Regions from separate parts of the Mus musculus genome. Here region 2 is linked to region 1. The links are chromatin loops, found by intact Hi-C in ENCODE. Cell type or tissue: left cerebral cortex. All regions are shown on one strand. Links, peaks and the distances in the headings refer to the core of each region. The heading gives the core; the rest is flanking DNA.

What was found. A loop is a pair of places that touch in the nucleus more often than their neighbours do. Peaks named below come from ENCODE experiments on the same cell type or tissue, not always from the same donor. Only the 100,000 strongest peaks of a DNase experiment are listed, where the experiment ranks them.
Region 2: it touches region 1 in a loop (8-fold over the local background); 3 of 42 quality-filtered maps call a loop at or near these places.

What each region holds. Positions count from the first base shown.
Region 1 is chrX:100,516,235-100,519,144 of GRCm38, forward strand. No RefSeq gene overlaps it. Among named protein-coding and RNA genes, the nearest start is that of Dgat2l6, 7.1 kb to the right of the region's middle. In left cerebral cortex, for the core only: a CTCF peak has its summit at 1,558; DNase peaks (open chromatin) are centred at 685 and 1,610; H3K27ac peaks cover 1,075 bases.
Region 2 is chrX:100,596,144-100,599,053 of GRCm38, forward strand. No RefSeq gene overlaps it. Among named protein-coding and RNA genes, the nearest start is that of P2ry4, 2.7 kb to the left of the region's middle. In left cerebral cortex, for the core only: a CTCF peak has its summit at 1,560; DNase peaks (open chromatin) are centred at 486, 869 and 1,557.

The DNA of each region.
Region 1 (2,910 bases), core at 266-2,765:
GAGCTATGATTGAAAGGATCCTTAAAGAATTAGTCTCATGAATATATTGACTCATCCAGTGATCTCCGAAAAGGTAAAAGGAGGAGGCTCAGAAGTTCAAGGTCATCCTTAGCTACATAATGAGTTCAAGGCCAGCCTCAACTACATGAAACCCTAAGTAAATAAAAAGCCTCTGTTATAAAAGTCCTACCTTCCTACCTAGTTCTATCAGTGGCCAAGTAGAATGGGGACACCAGAGAAAATGCTCTTAAGATGTATCCTTTTCCCTCACAGGAACTTTAGCCTAAGCCTTAAGGTGAAAAACAGCCACCTCCAACACAAGGGACGACCTTGTCTATGTGGCTCAGTGCTTGGCATAACGGGAATGTATGCCTTTGCTGTTGGCCTGTTTAGTAAACTCCAGCTGATTAGATAAGGAGATGTAGAGAAAAAGGAGGCACCCATGACACTAAAAGTGTCATGAAGCTTCCTGGGAGAGAGGGGTTGGTACCCTCTAAGGGCAGCCTATGATCTGCTTAGTTAGAGAACATCCTTTTGTTCTGTGACTCCAGTCCACTTTGGTTTCCTTTGAAGAGGAAGATGACTCAGCCCTCCTATTCTAGCTCCTGCAGTCTAGCTGAGGAGAAAGCTTTGCAGAGGCTCAATTCCCTCTTGTTTATGGGGTGGGAAGTAGAGGGCTGTCAGGTGCTGAGGAGGAGGCTGTTTCGTGGGTGGTGACAGCAAGAAGGCTACCAATAATATATTTGTATACCGCCTAATAAAGGATCCATCTCCCCCTCACACAGGCTCCCGAAACTGGTAGAGCATGGGTGAAATTTCCTGCTGAGTTAGAAGCAGTGTTCTCAGCTCTCCTCCAGTGGTTGCCAGGCTACCTCTAGCCACAGCTTTTTTTTTCTCTGCCCTAAGAACCCCACCCTGAACTTAATTTACAAACTGGCCAGCTTGGGCTAGCCCTTGGTCTGAGTCCTTTTAAGATTGTACTTTCTACAATCTCCAACTTCATTAAGCTTCTCTGCACATGGATACCCAAGAGGCAGACCACAAAACGTGGGTTCTGATCCTGGCTTGGACAAGTGGAGCCTGTGCGAGTTCCTGTAGGGAAAAGTCAATTGTCTTTCTTCAGTGGCTATAGAGACATTGTCTCCTAGAAGTATAATGTCAGGCAACTGAAGACTAAGACTTTCATGTTGGTATCAGATCCATGGCTGATCTGAAACTTCCCACTAAGAAGGGAAAGGAAATTGGCAAGTACGAGGCCTTAATGATGAGGCGCTTTCCCCACTATTCATTAACACCAAGGCCTTGCAGAAGCACAAATGCTGTCCTTGTGCTACAGAGTGGGTTGGACCAAGCAGAGTTGTTTCCCCAAGCCTACCTTGCACCTCTCAGTTCCTTAGCCTTTTAGTCACATATCCAAGGCTGCTGCTTGGTGGGAACATCCTTAAAACTGCAGACGAAAACTACCACTTAAACACCACTGGAGCAGTACTGGCTCCTTCTCAGTTGACTCAGCAAAGAAAAGGTTCTGCCAGTTTCCCGCCTCTACTCCCTCAGCTAAAGCCAGAGGGAGGTGGTGAGCAACCCATCTCCCTCCATTCTCCTCAGCACTATATGCCTGATGGCTCACTGCTCAGAAACCAAAAAAGCACCACCTCTCTACTCCCACAAGAGCCAGGCTTTCCAGGGTCTCGGAGGCAGCTGCTTTGGGTGAATTCCAGGACCCAGAGCTTCTCTATGCTCTTGACAATACCGCTTCTCTGTTCTGCTCATCGTGCGCATGTAGAAGTATGCCTGCATTTCTGTAATTATGCATATGCTGCTTTTTCGGGGGTGGGGGGAGGGTTGTTTGTTTTCCTTTATTCTCACATCCTGTCAAGCAAGATATATCTTCATTCTCCAGTGGAGGAAACTGTGTCCGAAAGGTGAATCCGTGACTTAATCTCTGTCACACTGCTAAGCAAAGCATTGAAATGCATAAGGTAAGTGCAAGCATTTGCCCACTGTGGCTCTCACAGAGAGGGCAGTTAGAGCTCTAAATGGTGGCCCAGTGCACTGTGCACACCTCTAATCCCAACACGGAGGAGGGTTTCAGGTTCAAAGCCAGCCTGGACTATGTAATGAGATCTAACTGGAAAAGGAAAATTCAGTGTGGTGGTACACAAGAATGATGCCAACACTCGGAAGTGGAGGCAGGGGGATCAGGGAATTCAAGGCTAGCCTTAGCTACATAGTCGGTTGAAGACAGCCTAGGCTACATAACACTGTCAAAAGAAAGAAAAACAAAAAGGTACTGAGAGAGGAAGATAAAGTGGGAAAGTAAAGGGAAAGGAAGAGAGGGAGCAAGGAGGGGCCACTTTTATCTTTTCCTATTAGTATTAGTATCAGTACTGGGTAGCCTTGGGTTTCCAGATGGGTACTGTCATTGCCAATGTCGCAAGCAGGTTTTCTTTCCAGGGCATTCCATTCTGGTGTGCTTTCTATTTTTGTACCTCTTGAGAAAGACAGAGGAGGAAGTAAAAGAAATGATTTACAACCTCAGATAGTGTTCTGGGTTAGTTTCGGTTCTTGGGATTCTGTCACCTGAAGCAAACTGTTCAGTTTTGTCACTTAAAGCAACTTAAAAAGGAGGAACTTTTGAAACTAAAATCAGTTCTCTGTCCTCTGAATTCCAAAAGAGCCTCCTCTACTTCCTTTTGGTCTTGGGTTGACCCATAGGCACAATTGGCACTTGCTACCCATCCCAGTGGGTCATCCTACAGCAATAGTATTGTTACCGAGTTCTCCTTGCAAAACAGCGCTCACTAACACCTGCACACTGCTTCCCCGCATTCCTTTCTACCCACTGAGCCAAGCTGCAGTCAAGCAACCCTGAGGTTTTGAGATACAAGGAATTGTTCAGTTTGTGCTATG
Region 2 (2,910 bases), core at 233-2,732, 80 kb after region 1:
GGGAGGCAGAGGCAGGAGGATTTCTGAGTTTGAGGCCAGCCTGGTCTACAAAGTGAGTTCCAGGACAGCCAGGGCTACACAGAGAAACCCTGTCTCAGAAAACCAAAAAAACAACAAAAAAAAAGAGTAACTCTAAGCCAAGACTGGTTATGATTGACAAGCACAAGCCTGTAATGTCAGTACTTGTGGTTGGAGGATGAGACAGGAGGATTGCTCCAAGTTCAAGGCCAGAGAATGGGTCTCGTACTAAGTCTCTGTCAAAGAAAAAAAAATGACTCCAGGTTTCTTGCCTGGGTGACTAGAAGAGAAGTCTGTTAACAGGCTCAGAGGCTATAAGAAAGCTGATTTGGGGAAAGAAGAGAAGTTCATTTCCCAGCATGTATGTTTTCAGATGCCTATGACACATGTAAGAACAGATGGCCAGGAAACAGTTCATATCTCCCTGTGGATGCTAGCCAAGAAACTTCCCTAACACATCCCACCCCTTCCTACACAGCACCCTGTCTCTCTCCATCACTCCAAGAGAACTTTGTCTTAATACAGTAGAGAAGGCATGCAGAGCAAGCCTCCACCGTTAAAAAGCCTAATGTCGGAGAACAGTTGTGAGCAGCTGTGGATCTGAGGCCTCTGGAGACAACTGGGGCTTTGTAAGTATCACTGTCTCTGGTATAAAAGGCAAATTGGGTCTGGAGGATGCTGTGCATAAGGTGAGCAGTACTTGTTGGGAGGGATAAGCAAGCTGGAGCAGAATCTTTAAGCTGGGAAGCAATAAAGACTCAGAACCTGATTCTCAGGTCCTAAGAATGTGACCTAACTACATCCTAGAAGGGAGAGGAGGAGGCAGGCCTGCAAAGGAGACTCTAAAATCCAGAATCTAGATCTCTTGTAAGAGCTACAATCCTGGATCAGGGGGTGGAGGGTGGATCTGGAGACTGCCTTGTTTCAGGGTTGAATCACAAACAACCTGAGTCCTGGACTACTGAATATTAGTATGTGGTATAAAAAGCCCAAGTTGAAACCAGGTGAGCTTGAATTAAAATTCTTGTTCTGCTTATCAACTATATAACCCTAGGCACCTAGTATATGTTATAAAAAGCCCAAGTGTTTGGAGCCAGTGAGTGTGAATTCTAATCTTTGTTCTGTTTATTACCTGTATAACCCTAGGCACCTATTTGTGACAATTTCCTCACCAGTGAAATGGGGATAGTAATATCAAACTATAGGTATCAGAATATGTATTGATCAGTGGGTTTAAGTCTTAAAATGCTGCGAGTCTGTAATACTTCCCTTCATGTTATTCTGTTCCCAGGGTTAACACTGGCCTCTACGGAGGAGGTGAAGGGTGTCTTGAGACATGTCTCAAGTCATGGAGAAGTGTCACATTAGAAAACAACCGGCCTGAGCCAGCTTCCTGCTCTACTGCTTCAAGCTGGCTTACCTTGAGGGGTTCCACTGACTTAAGTCTGCCAGGCTTCAACCGAGTAAAGTACAAGCAGGCTTGGGCTTGTCCCTGGACACCGCTGCAGTAGTAGCTGCTGCTTCCACTGCCGCCCAGTGGCTACTTTAGGAAAAGACCTCCCCCAGTGTTCCCAATGGAAGTCCCAGCTTCTGCCACCCTCCTGGAGGAAAGCAAGCACCACAGATCACACTCCTTGTCTCTGAACTGCTTCTTCACTTTGGTCTCTGTGGCTTGTCTCACATGGCTTCTACTATTCCACTAGACACTCCTGGCTCCTTTCCCTGGCTCCTTTTTGTCACCCTTCCACCAAATGTGGGCCTTTCCCAAATCAGGCTCCCCTCCCTGCCACAACCCTCCTTCCTCTCCTCTTTCCCTTCGCCACCATCTCTCTCTCACTTTCCCCTCTCCAGCTCTCCTCAGAAAACTACCCTCATGAATTTAACTGCCATTTTGATATTATCAATAATTATCTTTTATTTTGTTTTTGAGAAAAGATCTTGCTCAGGTTTGCTTTAAACCCACAATGCAGCACTTTGCCTCCTTAGTGCTATTATTGCAATATGTACTACCACACCTGGAAGATGTTACCAGTAATTGTAATAAAGAGATTCTAACATAGTTCTCTCTGTGTCACCGTCTCTGTCTCTCTCTGTCTCTCTGTCTTTCTCTGTCTCTGTCTCTGTCTCTCTCTCTGTCTCTCTCTCTCTGTCTCTCTCTCTCTGTCTCTCTCTCTCTCTCTCTCTCTCTCTCACACACACACACACACACACACATACACAAATACATATGCTCACTCCCCCCTGTCCTCCTCCAAATTTCTTTCTCAGAGCTGGAGAGAAAGCTCAGTACTTAAGAGTACTTGCTGCTCTTACAGAGGACCTGGGTTTGAGGCCCAGCACCCACATCTGGCAGCTCACAACCACTTAAAATTCAAGACAACCCTGTCTGCCCTTTGGCTTTGTGGGCACTACACTCAGGTACACATACATACACATACACACATATATAATTAAAAGTAAACATTTAAAAATACTTCTCTCATGCTTTCATAGCATCTGATTTTAATAGAAATTATGGCTCATCATAGATTTCTGATAATTATACTCATTTGCGTTTTTACCCATCTCCTTCTGAACCTCTCACTCCTAAGCTAGATCTAAAGCTCCTGTCCTCACTTCTTATAAAGTTATGACCTAGAAAAAAGCAGCTTTTCCAAATGAGGTTTGTGGTTGTCCAAAACTGCTTTTCAATTCAGAGTTAAGAAAGCATTCAGTAAATGTTGAGTGAATGTTTATCCAGGTTTGTTGTAGATTATGCCCACATGGGCATTTGGTATCAGTTTAGTACTTATCTTAATACATAAATGTTTCCATATCATTATTAGTGATAACCATTCCATTCTATTACTCCAATCCCCCCCCCAGTCTTCTCCTTCCTGGTCCCTCACATGT